2 separate regions of the Homo sapiens genome follow, and region 1 is linked to region 2. Evidence: read pairs that join two places in POLR2A ChIA-PET (ENCODE). Cell type or tissue: GM12878. All regions are shown on one strand.

Region 1 (8,000 bases), 84 kb after region 2:
CACACACAAATAAATAAATTATTATCCCATGAGACAGGATGAGAAGGGAGGGAGGAAGAAAGACTTGCTCTTTTTATTTTGTACTTTACTGTAGTGTTTGCATTCTTTAATAATATGCACACATTATTTTCATATTTAAAAATAAAATATTTTAAAAGAATGGGTATGAAAGGGAAGAATTTCAATCCATGTTTCTGCTTGACTTGCACTCAAATTCTCAAAACACCATTTTATAGAAACTGATTTCCAAGAAGTCATCAAAGCCCTTTTTATTATTATTATTATTACTAGAAGCCATTCCGTTGGAATCAAACACTTGTGTTTTTCCGATGGAGCTGGAATTCAAAGTCTGAGAGGGTAAGTCCATTTGGAAACCTACTCAGCACAGCCTTTGAACTGCTGCGTTTTCCAGGGCTTCGCACACATCCCTCATCCAACTGGCTTCCCATCCAAGACATCGTCAAGCAGCCAGTATTTACTGACCTGCCCACAGGGGTGCCCTGAGCCTGCTGGAACATGCCCAGTAATCGAAGCCTACCCACCAGTGAAGTCGACCTCAGGAAAATCCCAGACTGCAGCTGTCCGTCACCTGGGCTCCAACCAGCAAGCTGAAGGATGCCAATATGGAGGCCTCGAAGAAGGCCTTCACATCTCACAGAATTTACTAGAAACTCTAGATTCCTGTCAGAGGACTCTAGCATGTCAGACTTGGAAGAGATCTCAGAAATCATGTTGTAAAACTGTTTCATTTTATAGAGGGAGAAATGAGGCCCAAATATGCACCATCATGGAGCCCAGACCCAAACATAGGTGTGAATAGCAGGAAACATGCCACGTTCTAGATTTAAGTCTGAAAGCGTCTTCCATAGTGTCAGGCCTGTCCTTTTTCGGGTTAGGTTGAGTAATAGATGGTGGTTAGGGAAATAGGAAGAAGTGAGGAGGCAGGAAGGAATACACATAGTTTTAGTTACCTTGGCAGATGTGATAATAGCATGAGAAGTAAGCCAGAACTCGTAGATTGGCCATGATGTCATTCAATTGATGGGTGAGTTCTTTGCTCTGCCAGACGTTGCTTTACGTGCTGTGGATGTGGAATTGAATCAGACATGGCCTTGCCCTTGAAACATTCATGGTCCAGCCGACCAGATGGTAACCAGGGTTGCTAATAGAGACAGTTACAGCACAGTGTGATAAGCATGAGATAGAGCAGTATTTCCTAAACTTTTCTGATCATTCGAATTGGCCACCTCAGACTTACTGAGTTAGATTGTTTAGGAGAAGGAGCAGATAATCTGCATTTTTACCAGGACGCACTCCCCCAACACCCCAAGTGATTCTCATGATCAGTCACACTGGCTTTGAAATTGTTTAGAGCTGGATCCAATTCTGGTTCAGGCCAATGGTGTTAACTCCCTAACAAAATTGCTCCCTGGACATTTATCTTTTTTCTGTTCCTAGATTCCTTAAGACTACACCTTTCCATCCCATCAAGACCCAGGACCACTTTGTACTGCTGTATAATTATGTTCAGCACAGACACATTAGCTGAGGAGCTGAATGCTTGCTGAGATCCAGTCCACACTGTACTAATTCTTCTGCTCAGAAGAATTTTTGAATCCAAACACTCAGCCTTGATTCTTTTGAGCTGTGTTCTTCCAGAGGGAGTAAACTTATACGATTCATCTGCCCAAACGGAGCATTTTTTTCTAATTCATACAAAGGCACCAAATAGACCAGCAGGACCCTGAAAGAACCATTTCCAGATATAAGGTCCTTAACACAGGTGTGTGCTGGTACCTGTACCTACCACCACTCCCAGATTTTCTTGCCACACTGGACTACTTCCACCTCTTCAGTGCCTGCACCAGCCTAATGTGGTGGTAGCCCCTGATCTGAGTCCTTGCCCATCCTCTCAGACCTGGAAGAAAGGAGGGACTATCCCAAATACTGTTTGTTCCATGCCTGGAACAAGAGGCAGTGTAGCTTGTCATTAACAATATGAGCTTTGGAGTCAGGCCTGAGTTCAGTTCTCAACTTAAGCTTTACTGTGCGACATGAACAAATTAAGTATATCTGTATAATGTAGATTTAAATTTCCTATGCATAACTTTATTGTAAGGTTGAACAAGATAATGCATGTGAAAGTTCTTAGCGATAATGAGCTTCTGTTTTCTGGGTGCTATCTCATTCAATATGAGCTTCACCTCAACACCTTTAGATAGCTATTATTATGATTATCCCCATTTTACAGATGAAGAAAATGAGTGTTGGGGTGAGATAGAGGAAAGTGTTACAGAGCTGATCTCTAAACCCAGTTGTAATTTTCCAATCCCTGTTCTTTCTTTCGACTTTTGCCTCTAGATCCAGACATTAACTCTTATCAGGGTTCCAGGTCTAAGGAGTGAAAAGATAAGATTTCACCCTCAATTTATAAATGTACCCAGGTTAGGCCTAGCAACACAGGTAGTATGCAAAATAGGCTTTGATATCTTGAATGCCAACTCAAATCTGTTAGTAATTACTGCCCAGAGGACCATGTTACGGAGCATCACAAGGGCAAGTCAGGGTTCATAGAGCATCATGATTGATTAATGATGCCAGCCATGGGAATGGGATCCAGGAATGACACCAGGTCCTACAGAAGACTTCCCATCCCTTTAAGATTTCAAAGTATACCCAAAGCCAAGCATGCTTGATAAAAAGGGAGATCTAAGGGCACTAAATAAAGCTGTTAAAGACCATTAACACCTTATTAAGACCCTTTCCCAGATGCAGCCAGAAACAGTCAAAGAACATAGAATGTGGGAACATTTTGGAGAGAAAGCATGGAGCTGTCTGAAGCATTTTTTCAAGGAGCAAAAACTCAGTTCTATTTTCAAGGCTTTAATTCTAAGCTCCATCTACATGAACATCAGGTAATGGAGGGAGGTCATTGTGGAATTTGGAAACCTACTTCTCACTAGAAGCTGATATGTGACCTTGGGCAATTAATTTAAGCTCTCAAAACCTCAGGTGTTTCATCTGTAAAATGTGGATAATAATCTCTATCTCATAGTCCTTGGCAGGTATTAAATAGAATAAATAACGTAAAGAAGCTACAAAGAACCCCACCCAAAGGAGATGTTTGAAAGCATTCATTCCCCACTCCTTTTTCTCCCTCAGAAAGAACATGGTGACACACTGTTTGTAAGTCAGGCATAATTTACATATAGTAGTAAGATTCATACATTTTAGGTGAACTGTTCTACACGTTTTGACAAACATATGCAGCCATGTAACCACTACCACAGTAGATACAGAATGCTGCCATCACCCCAGAAAGTCACTTCACACCTCTTTCCAGTCAATCCCTTGCACCTACCTCCAACCCTTGGCAAACACTGATCTTAACTCTGTTCCTATAGTTTTGCTTTTTTATTACAACCCATTTTAAAAGCATAAATCCAAACAGCAAATAATTCTCCAGAGTTTTTCCTTCACATCCTACTCAAAAATAGCTCAGCTCTGACGGCAAGCTCTCTGTTCCAGGAAAATTCTTCATTAAATAAATGAATTCCATGTGCATATTAAAAAGACATTCTGCTTCATATTCCTTCTATTTATAACCAGAGTTCAACCACTGGGGGCCCCAGGAGCCTGTCAGGGTCTCTGTGTGCTCTTTAGCTCACACTCTCTACTCCCTGCTCCAGCCCAACTGCATATCTGGCTCCAGGCCCAGGTGGCAGGAAAACCAAGGTGCCAAAAGGGGCTTGTGGAAGTGTGCCCTGAGGAGGTATGCTCCCCAAACTTTTGGTGCAAACTTCAGGATGTCCTGCAATTCCTTGGGGAATACGTGCCATGTATTAATTACTAACAGCATGGAGAAGAAAGGAATCAGTCTAGAAACAAGAACAAAGGGAGGGGTGGAAAGGGTTAGGTGGTTTCTAAAGTCTTTCCCTGCAGAGAAGTCCCATGACCCAAGTAGATCATACAATAATTCCTGCGGCCACCGCCCCCTCCTCACCTTCATGTGCCAAATACCATGATCGGCACAAGAATTAAAAGTGAACAAATAGAAAAAAATAATAATAATTATACTTAATTTTTGCCCATAGATAACTTACTGCCTAATCGAGAAACAAAACATGCACAGAAGGATGTGGTTGAGTAGAGGAGAAATAGCATGGAGTATTGAACTAGAGGAAACAGGGTTTTAACCTGAATAGTCATTTGCTTGTTGTGTGACCTTGGATATGGTGCGTCTCTCCTCTGAGCCTCAAAGTTTCCATCTATAAGCTAGAAATTACATCCACCCTCAGAGGAGTGTTATGTGGACTAAATAAGGTTATGGCTATAAATCACTTAGCCCAGTACCTGTCATGTTTTAGCTCAAGAAAGGGTAGGTTGCTGGGTGCGGTGGCTCACGCCTGTAATCCCAGCACTTTGGGAGGCCGAGGCAGGTGGATCACGAGGTCAGGAGATCGAGACCATCCTGGCTAACACAGTGAAATCCTGTCTGTACTAAAAATACAAAAAATTAGCCGGGCGTGGTGGCGGGTGCCTGTAGTCCCAGCTACCTGGGAGGCTGAGGCAGGAGAATGGCATGAACCCGGGAGGCGGAGTTTGCAGTGAGCCGAGATCATGCCACTGCCCTCCAGCCTGGGTGACAGAGCTAGACTCTGTCTCAAAAAAAAAAAAAAAAAAAGGGTAAGTTTTTTTTTTTTGTTTGTTTGTTTTATTTTTTACCACCTATATTAGTCTGGGTTCTCCAGAGAAACAAAACCAACAGGAGATAGATGGATGGATAGATAGATAATAGATAAACAGACAGACAGTGTGTATGAGTGTGTAAAGAGACTTATAAGAAATTGGCTCACATGATTTGAAAGCCAAGAAGCCCCAAGATCTGAAGTCAGTGAGCTGGATTCCCAGGAAATTCAATAGTGTGGTTCTAGTCTGAGTCTGAGGGCCTGAGAACTAGGAGAGTGAATGGCGTAAGTTCCAGTCTGAAAGCCAACTCACGACTCAAGAGCTGAAGAGCCAGCTTTTCAGCTGGAGCCTGAAGGCAGGAAAAGATCAGTGTCTCAGCTCAAGTGCCAGGCAGGAGGCATTCCCTCATTCAGCCTTTCTGTTCTGTTCAGGTCTTCAATTGATTGGATGCATTCTGTCCGCTTTAGGGAGGGCCATCTACTTTACTCAGGCTACCAATTCTAAAGTTAATTTCATCCAGAAACACCCTCACAGACACCCCCAGAATAATGTCTGTTCAAATATCCGGTCTGGTCAAGTTGACACATAAAACATCACAACCTCCAAGAAAGGAATTGGTATTCTAAAAGGGATTCGGAGAGAGGCCTATAGCATTTTGAATGAAAAAAGGTTACTTCTGGCTGCGTGGTGTAGAGGAGTTGATATTCGAACCTTTTTTTTTTCCATAATTGCAGCTGTACCATCTACCAAGAACCTGCCCATTCTAGAGGAAAGGCCTGGGTTTAAGTCTCATTCACTCCTTGTCAGTCTCAGCTTCATCTCAACATGCGACCCCTCATTTTTTACCTTGCTTTATAGTCCCTGTTTCAATTCTACTAGTCTGTAGTCTTGATGCCACTGTCCATGATTGATGCAGGCTCGGTGTTTTTTGTTTGTTTTGTTTTGAGACAGAGTTTCGTTCTTTTTTGCCCAGGCTGGAGTGCAATGGCACGATCTCGGCTGACTGTAATCTCCGCCTTCTGGGTTCAAGTGATTCTCCTGCCTCAGCGTTCTGAGTAGCTGGAAGTACAGATGCATACCACCATGCCCGGCTAATGTTTTATTTTTAATAGAGACGGGGTTTCACCCTGTTGGCCAGGCTGGTCTCGAACTCCTGACCTCAGGTGATCCGCCCACCTCAGCCTTCCAAAGTGCTGGGATTACAGGTGTGAGCCTCTGTCCCCGGCCTGGCTCAGTGCTTGACACATGGTAGAGGTTCAGGAGATACTGGTTGAGTGACTGAAATCTAATTCAACCATTTCATGCAACAGATAAAGCAACTAAGGCTGCAGTCCAGTGTGTTTGTTCATTCAGCATCTGATGAGCCCTTGCCATGTTCTGCAACAACCTATCAGGGTAAATATGTAGAAATAAGCAAGACATCATATATACCCCATGAAAGCTCAGGCTGGCACAAGGGAGGCAAATGAGAAAGGGGGAACGCCCGTGTGCAGGGCTCTTACTTATATCACTTCACCTTCTATTCCTAATGTCCATTCATTCATTCATTTACCTAAAAATATTTATTGAGCATTAACAGTTCTAGGAATTGTCCTAGGTTCTAGGGATACTACAGTGAACAAATGAGGAATAGCTATCATTATAGAGTTCACAGTCTGGTGGGTGACACAGACAAACAGAATGAAAAAAAAATAGTCAATTATGAAAATGACAATATTTGCAAAATGCAGAGGAATCAAGAAAGGAAAAAAATATATAATCTGCCTGGGGAAGTCAGGAAAAGTTTAATAGTAACTGATCTGAGAATTGAAGGAAGAGTGTGTGTTCTCCAATCAGACATATAAGGAATACTGTGGATACTGGATATGCATCTTAGGCCATGAGAATGGCCTATACAAAATCTTGCCAACATGGGAGAACATAAACAAATAAAAGCTTTTGTGTGTGTGTATTGAAGTTCTTTACAATTTAATTTTTCCCAAAACATTATGTTAAAACATATGACCATAAACCTTCGCACACCACAATCGACCTCTGATTCTTTATTTGCAGACAGCTGGTTAAGTGTAACTCTTTGTGTCTGACATTCAACAGCTTTCAACATTCATTGTCAGAAAATCATGTCAGGTTGGGATATAACGGCTGGGTCAAGGAATGCTGGTGGGCAGAGGAGACTTCTTCACCACCACTATGTATATCTTTATGGCCCTGTGGCTATTTGCCTCAACCAGTCATTACTACCTCTCTTGGATGAAATCCTGCTTTCAAGGATCATAGGCATGGAAAACTATCTGAGAGCTGATTTGGAGCCTCGGTGCTGCTCCTTACTTGTTCTGTTACCACATTCAAAACAACCTCATTGACCCTCAGTTTTATCAATTAATTTTTCACAGACATGGAAACTGAGGCCTAAGAGTGATAAAATGATATGCTCAGAGTCACACAGATAGGATCAGATTATGGTCCAGAGCTCAGCAAACACAGCTCCTCACTCTATCAATTCCCTTCTAGTATCAGAGGTAACTACAGTTCAACCGCATTTAAAAAAGGATGTGTTAATATTAATTAGGCCATTAAGCCTTATTCTGCTGTTTCTAGACTTAAATGTTTCCTCAGTTCCTCCTTCAACAACCACAAAATAAAATCCCTTCTACTTACATGGCATTCAACATTCTTCACTCTCTGTCTTCTTCCTACCCCTTCAGCCTTAGTGACATTCACCCCCCAATCTCAGCACCAAATATTGCATGTTTTGCCCCTTAAATCCCAAATTATCTACTGTAGATAATAGATGTATAGTTCCTCAGTTTCCTAATCTGTAAAAATAAGAGGTTTGACAAAGGACTAAAAGAGTCCTAAAGAAACTATGGGGATATCTACTTCTGGCCAAAATGGAGTAAGAGGGACCAGCTTTATTCTCCTACCTGAAACAACTGAGAAATCAAACAACAACAACAACAACAACAAAAACAATGGTTCTCAAGACATTGGACACTTCGGCAACGTAAGTCAATGATTCCTGCAAGACAGCTATATTAGGCTGTTCTTGCACTGATATAAAGAAATACCTGAGACTAGGTAATTTATATGAAAAGAGGTTAAATTGGTTCATGATTCTGCAGACTGTACAGGAAGCATAGCAGCATCTGCTTCTGAGGAGGCCTTGGGAAGCTTCCAGTCACAGTGGAAACCAAAGGGGGAGCAGCCCCACTACCTGGCAGGAGGAGGAGCGAGAGAGAGAGTGGAGGGGAAGGTGCCACACACTTCTAAGTGACCAGACCTCATGAGAACTCACTCACTATCATGAGGAC
Region 2 (8,000 bases):
CAATCTCGGTACACTGCAACCTCCACCTCCCGGGTTCAAGCAATTCTCCTGTCTCAGTCTCCCGAACATGCCACCATACCCAGCTAATTTTTGTATTTTTAGTAGAAAGGGGGTTTCGCCATGTTGTCCAGGCTGGTCTCAAACTCCTGACCTTAGGTGATCCACCTACCTCAGCCTCCCAAAGTGTGTGCATCAGTTTTACTGTGTGCAAAGTGAGAAAAATACCTTCTGCCTTGTCTACTTTTCTGATAATGAGATTAAGACAAGTAAAAGTGCTTTAAGAAAAACTCCATGCAAAACAAAGGTGAGCTATTATTATTTTCTCTCATATAATTCTAGCGTGCCATGATTTTGAGACTTTCTATATTTAAATAAAATCTGTCCTTTGAAATAATATGTTTGGAAGAGCCAATAAGGCAGACAGACAAATACTTTAGGCTATTTTTTTAGAACTCAGATTGACAGAATTTAACTGAGGAAACAGGAACAGAGTTAATTTATCCTGGATTCCAGTATTGGGCTCTTCTTGGTTTTTTAAAACAGACATAAACATTGTTCTTCTGAATTCATTTTGTGCTGACACCACCTGGTCTCTGCTTATTTTTTCATTTCACCCAGTTCAGTGATACTGAATTATAATTGGTTTATGCTGAACTTTCTCATGCTGTGAAGTACTGATTAACAAAGAAAATAAAGTTTTTCTTTCATTTGGCCAAGTTCTACCCTACTGCCATGTCTCAGATAGCACTTTTTAAAGAAATTAAGGTTCTGTGGAATAATCTCCATCCTTAGGAAATAACTGCAAGGGTCATGAAAAGTCTCTGTCAGCCAACATTTTGTTTATAGCCCATCAGCTACAAATTTGCCCAAACTAGGAACTGTGGCATCGTCTTTCTAAACCACACATGCAATCAGGCAGTAGACCGGGTGATGGACTTCCTTGGAATGTCTCCAGCCTGTGTCTTCGTCTCCATCAATATGTCATAGCCTTAGCCCAGGCCTCCAGGAGAGTTTAAACAGCCTCTTAACAGTCCTTCACCTCCATACTGTTTTCAGGATGATTATCTTAAAACACTGATATAACCATGTCAGCCATGCTTATAAAATCTCTGTGGCTGCTATCTGCTAGACAATAGAGTCCCAGTTACTTACTGGTACTCTCTGTAATTTAGCTTCTGCATATCCTTCTAATATGACATTGCCACTTTCACCCATCTTACCACCAGGATCCATCCTCCTCTATCATCATAACCATGATACTAACATCATAGCCAAATTTTAGGGAGGACCCTCTACATACCTCCTACATAAAAGTTTTTCACAAGTTCTCAGAAACTTCCTATGAGATATTTTTACCTTTATTATACTGAGATTCAGAAAGTTAAGAAACCTGTTCAGGATCACAGAGCTGACCACAAAGGTGACAGAGTTAAGACCCAAACCCAGGTCTATTTGACTCCCAAACTTTGCTCTGCCACATGGACATTCTGAAATCCTGGTAGTTTCCTGAATGAGCCGTGCTCTTTTTACTTCACCATTGTCTTGGCAAGTGCTTTTCTCTGCTTTTAATACCCTGCCCCTTCTTAGACAGCTGCCTAACTGCTCCTTTCCCAAGGATTTGGCTCCTATGTCACCTCCTTTGTGAACATTCCATGACATCATAAGCAAAACTGCACTCTGTGTGTGTGTGTGTGTGTGTGTGTGTGTGTGTGTGTGTGTGCGCGCACTCAGGGAATAGAATTGAGTACATACTCTGGGAAAGTGAGTTGCTTGGTTTGCTGGTACAAATGGGACATGCAGGGGAATCATGGGGAACTAGGTTGGGAAAGTAGCTTGGGCTGGATCATGGAGGCTGCTGGTCTACCAGCGGCTCCTGAGGCAAGGAGGTGTTTCCAAGACAAAATCTTGCCACAGGGTCTAAGAAGGAGGAGGACAAGGAGAATAACAGCAGAGAGATTTGAAGAAAGCTATTGCAATCAGCCAGGTGGGAGATAATGAGATACTGAATAGGACTCACCATCAAGAGAATGGAGGAGAAGGGCCAGACTTAGTGACTGAGTGTCAGAGTAGGTGAGTGAAAAGGAGAATCTGCCCATAAGAATACCAAGACTGTGAACTTGAGTGCCAGAGAGTGGACATGTTCTCAAAGACAGAGAAAGAGCAGGTTTAAGGGTAAAGACAAGTGATAGGTTAAGATATGTTAAGACATTAATGGGACTTCTAAAGGCCTTTCTTGGACAACGTAGATGGGCCACTGTTGGAACTGCCATTTTAGAAGTCATCCACATAGATATAAGAGCAGAAGCCAGAAGAAAGTATAATACAGGGGAAATCATCAAGAGAGAGGAGGACAGGGCTAAGGAGAGCTCCTTAGAGATACATTTGGAGAAAAGAATCAGGAAGAAATAAAGAAAAGGTATGAAAGGAAGCTAATGATGTGTTGTGCTGTGTTACCTTGAGAAGTTACTTAACTTCTCTGGGCCTCCATTTAAATGTTAAATTGCAATACTAATTACTATCTTGCAGAATGATGAAAGGATTGGAGATAAGTTATGTGAAACAACCAGCACCTGGCTTAGTATTCAGCAGGATTTCAGTAAACCGTCACCTTAATGATTAGTAGTGGTATATTTGTTGGTGAAAGATGCTCAGGATCACAGACCTCGAATGGGGGCAGTCCTGAGCCATGTGGTGGGAATACTGGGTTATCTGTTGGGATTACTGGCTTCATTTATTTTAGCAAACATAAAAGGAAGACCAGAAGGTCAAATTCCACTGCCATTAGTGTCTAGAAGACTAGTCCAAAAGAGCAGAAGAGTCTATCAGGTGCTGGTCAAAGCCAAACTATGTTTTCCTGCAGACTAGATGCCATCAAACCAGAATCTGTGCTCAGCCCAGCATCTGGAAAAGCTCAGAAGAAGGAAAAGTCCACAGGAGAGGTGGCTGGGACCAAGTTACATAGGACAGGCTAGAGCAGGGAGATAAGAGGTCATTCACCAGCTCTGTACTCTAGGTACTCCAGGAATTCAGCCTCTTCTAGCAGAGAAAGCCCAGGACCTGCAGAAAGATGGTTAGAGAGAAAGTTTTATCAGGTGGTATGTAAAAAGAGCACCAGCTTTTTGAGCCAGAAAAACCTGTATTCAAACTTTAGTGATGTCACTCATGGGACTTTTTGTGTTAGGGGGGAAATCGCTTACTCTCAGCCTGTTTCTCCATATGAAAATGGGACAAACAATAATTTTTTTCTTTACATGTTTTTTTGAGAATTAAATAAGATATGCAAAATGCTTGAATCATCCACGTAGATATCAATACATGGTGGTTTTGTTTCCTTTTGTAGGGCCAATTACACACCAAAGCCCACTCAGTTATAAAGATCTTCATGGTCTTAGCTATTTTTCCCAGACCACGAATGCCTGAGAGAGAGAACTACAGTCTGTGAGATACAAAAAAAATTGGCCAAAGCGGGTAGGTATTTGAGAAAATTGGGAGTCAGGCTCCAAAGTGGCTGTTAGCCCAGAAGATGGTCTGTTCTCTCACTTAATATCACGAAGGCTCGCCTATTGCATTTGTGAGCATTAAATTGAAGGCAGTTAGTTATAGGAGAGATGCTCCTCATGGGCACCAGCAGTTAGGACCCAAAAGAGACAATAATAATGGCTGCCATTTATTGACTACTGCTTTAAATATATTACCTCTACATATGGTAGACAACACGATCATCTTTTTACAGAAAGGACAACTGTGACTCAGAGAGATTAAGTGATTTTTCTCAAAGTCGCCCAGCTCACATACAGCACAGCAGAATTGATACCCAAGTTGGATCTGTAGCCTGCACTCCTTTTAAATCTCTTGCTATCTTCCTGTAGGTAGGACAATGAATGAGACATGCCATGGTGGCGGAAAGTCTTCACCTTGGGGTGAAACTCAAAGTAATTGTAGATGGAGAGATTGAGGAAGAAATAGAACTAGACCGGGAGGCAGGAAACTGAATGGGTTTTGGTATTTCTCTTACCTAAGCCTCCTCGTCTATAAAATGGGGTTAATAACCCACACCCTGCCAACTATCTGGAGTTTCGGGGTGGATCAAGTGGGATTTTATATCTGAAACCACTTTGCAAATTAAGTCCCATATAAATATGTTATTAATTGGTATATTAATTAAATTATTAAATCTCAGTTATAATAATGAAACTTAGAAATTACTGTTAATTAGCATTAATCAAAATGTATGTTGGTGGTAATTATACTAATTAAAATTCTTGATAATAATGATAATTAGCACTGATACTGAGAAGTGGTCTGCCAAGCATGGACTAGCGTGAAACTGTAGAGTAAACATCCCAAATGAAAGTTGGCCGAAAGATACAGAAGCAAGCTAATGAACCTAGCTGAAACTGAACAAGAGAAACACATTAGCCTTGCTTTCCTGGTCTGAGAGTTCTGCTGTGCTGAGGTGAAAAAGATTAATAAATACCAAAACCACCCATTATTGTACAAGCACATGAGTTGCAATTGTCCTTGTGGTTGTCTGTTTATGTATCTCTCTGTGTAGTAACACTTTGCTAGTAAGTTTCAGCATATTGAACTGTTCCTGATTCCACGACCGTGCCATTCTCTAACATGCCACCTGCCCATCACACTGCCCATGGCTCCTGACAAACCCAAGATCCTTCATGTCCTAATCCATGTAAACTATCTTCAATGAAGCCTTTCCAGACTTTTCCTGAGAAACTAGGAATCCTCTTCTTTGTGTTCCTGTTCACCTTCTACAAGATTTTACTATCAAACTTACTATCTCAGCTCTATCACATACAAGTTGTGTGTAAGAAGTTCCTTACTTAAAATACGTTTATGCTTCAGTTGTCTCATCTATAAAATGAGGATACTAGCAGTGCAGGCCTTATACAATTGTCTTGATAATTCAATCAGATATGTAAGACTTTCAGAACAGGATTAGACATACAGCATTCAATTAATGTTAACTATTACTATTATTATTGTTGTTGTTGTTGTCCTAAGGATGTGTCTCCATATCTATTGCTCTGCCAGGCTGTGAGCTCCTCCATTTTGTGTTCTTATGATTTTTGCTTATGTCTTTCATGTTATTAAAATGGAAATGGATAGAGGATTTTCTCAGGAGACTTTATAGGCAAGAATAAAGGCAAGGTAGTGGAAAAATTGTTGACCGTGAAATCAGAAGATTTGGTTTAATCTTGCCTCTTCTAGTTGCTTAGTCACTGGCTTTGTGCAAGTCACTTTTTCTTATAGGACTCAGTTTCCTCATCTAGAAAAACGGAAGTGATGACCCCTAGCCTACCTTCCTGACAGGCTCCATTGTGAGGTTGGAATGAAGACACAGATGTGAAACCGCGTTGTAAACTGAAAGGCACTAATCAAATATAAGATACTTTTATTATTATTTGAACCATCTGGAAGTTGTTTGGACTTACAAATTGATAGAATCAGTCAACACTTACTTGATTTACACAGAGAGTTGTTGTTATGCTTGGGTATTTTTTTAAGCCCTTAACACTATGCACATTGCAAGCCTTTCCTCATATTCACCCCCAATTTGGTAATTTTCAAGTTTTTGTTTCCAAAGATTGAATGATGATAGGAGTTAAAAGTAGAGCCCAGGTTGAAACTTTACTAAAGATGTTCAGTTTCTATTTTCCTTAACAAAGTTTTTAGAGCCCCAGCTAATAGCTAGTTATTAAATGCAGCTCAGTTCATAGGGTTTCTTGATGTGCTGGGAAGCCTCAGAGGTTGCTGTGAGATAACAGAGTTTAGATTAAGATGGCCAGTAAATTTGGGAAAGAGAAAGGAAAATATAAATGGCAAGAACACTGAATTAGGAGTTAAAATTCCTAAACTCTTATCTTGTCCTACAGCCCTGTAGGTTGGATGTATCCCCTATCTGGGCCTTATTTTTCTCATCCGTAAAATGTAGATAACATCCTTCCATTTCATTAGCCTTTACTGCACACCAAATCACCCCAAATCTTAGTAACTTGAAATATCAGGAGTTTATGTCTTACAGTTCTGTGTTGGTTGGGCGGTTCTGGTGATTTTGCCTGGGCCCATTCATGGAGCAGCACTTAACTGGTGGGTCATTTGAGATCTAGGCTCAAGGGACACAGCTAAGATTCTGAGCATCTATATTTGTATAGTGTCTTCTATACTCAAGGAGTGAGACTGGGCCTTTTTACATGACAGTGATGTTCCAAGAGGGGGAAACCAGAAAATATATAGTCTCTTGTACCATAGCCTCACACAGTATCAATTCTTCCATATTCTATTGGTCAAAACAAGTTACACAGCCAGCCCAGAATCAAGGACAAGGAAAAGAGAATCCACCCCAACCGTTTGATGGGAGGAAGGCAAAATCAAACTGCAAAAAGGAACATGGTCACAGAGAAACATGATTCTCTGGAGGGCCATTTTGTAGCAGCCTAATACACATCTGTCCTACCTTAAGGGTTATTTACAAGCAGATAAGCTAATATGTTTAAAGTCACTTTGTAGAATATATGAGAATATAAAGGAAAAAAATTCCAGACAAGTGATAGAATTAGAATATTACCATTTTGCAGCCCACAATGAATTAAGGCTTTAAGCATCAATGGCTGCTAACATCACGAAAAACAAGTAGAGATTATGTACCTACTGAGGAGGAACACAGTGCCACCTATAAAGTTGTCTTGTTAAAATAAAAAAATTAAACCTGAATCTGATCAAACCTCTAGTTACAACTAGTAATTTTCAGGAACTACAGAAAACAGAAGAACATGTTAAACTGTACCACAGAGGTACAATCAGCAAAACCCAGAATGGCAAACACTACAGGCAAACAACCTGTTTTGTTTTTTTTTCCAACAAATAAATTACAAAAGGAAGAAAACAAGTTGGAGAAGAAACATATACATTAAAATTACGATGTGGGGAACTTACTGGATCCTGATTCAAATGAACTATTTAAAAAATTATGACATTCTGAGACCACTATAAATTTTTAGATGTCCTGCATCCTTGATGATATTAAAGAATCATTGCTAATGTTAGACATAAAATGGTATTATGAGTATATATTTTTACATACCCCTTATCTTTTAGTGTACGTATTGAAATATTTACCTGTGTAATTATATTACAGCTGAGATTTATTAGTATGAAGTGGCAGTAAGTAGATGGGGGTATAGATAGAGAAAGAGTGCCCAGGAGCTGGTAACTATTAAAGCCACATGATGAATATGTGGGAATTCATTATACAATTTTAGCTGCTTTGGTATGTTTGAAATTCTCCATAATAAGTTTTTATTTTTCAAAAAAGAGTGAAATACCAAACTAATTTTTAGGAACTACAGAAGACAGAAGAACATTTTAACTGTACCACAGAGGTATAATCAGTGAAATCCAGACTGGGAAACACTACAGGAAAACAACCTATTATGAGAAAACTACAGACCAATATCTTTCATGAATATAGATGTATAAGTCCTCAACAAAATATTAGCAAATGGAATACAACAATGTATAAAAAGAGTTATACACTGTAACCACGTGAGATTTTTCTTCCCCAGGAATGCAAGCCTGATTCAACATTCAAAATTCAATTAATATTGGCCAGGCATGGTGACTCATGCCTGTAATCCCAACACATTGGGAAGCTGAGGGAGGAGGATTACCTGAGCCCAAATCAACCTGCACAACAAAGTGAGACCCAGTATCTACAAAAAATCTTTTTAATTAGCTAGGTGTGGTGGTATGTGCCTGTAGTCCTAGCTACTCAGGGGACGGAGGCAGGAGGGTCACTTGAGCAGAGGAGGTCAAGGCTGCAGTGATTTATGATTGAGCCACTGCACTCCATATTGGGTGACAAAGTGAGACCGTGTCTCAAAAAAAAAAAAAATTAATGTAATCATCACATCAACAGGCCCAATAGAAAAATTACTTGACCAAATCAATAGATGCAGAAAAGCATTTGATAAAACCCAATA

The links. Peaks named below come from ENCODE experiments on the same cell type or tissue, not always from the same donor. Only the 100,000 strongest peaks of a DNase experiment are listed, where the experiment ranks them.
Region 1: POLR2A ChIA-PET joins it to region 2 with 6 read pairs; 2 of 35 experiments call an interaction of 5 or more read pairs at or near these places.

What each region holds. Positions count from the first base shown.
Region 1 is chr1:56,317,415-56,325,414 of GRCh38, forward strand. LOC124904186 (a long non-coding RNA gene) reads right to left here. Exons shown (of 4, transcript XR_007066107.1): 1 at 972-8,000. Among named protein-coding and RNA genes, the nearest start is that of LINC01767, 94 kb to the right of the region's middle. In GM12878, no CTCF peak of the experiment used is centred here; no DNase peak of the experiment used is centred here.
Region 2 is chr1:56,233,378-56,241,377 of GRCh38, forward strand. LOC124904186 (a long non-coding RNA gene) reads right to left here. Exons shown (of 4, transcript XR_007066107.1): 4 at 115-3,057. Among named protein-coding and RNA genes, the nearest start is that of LINC01767, 180 kb to the right of the region's middle. In GM12878, no CTCF peak of the experiment used is centred here; a DNase peak (open chromatin) is centred at 4,374.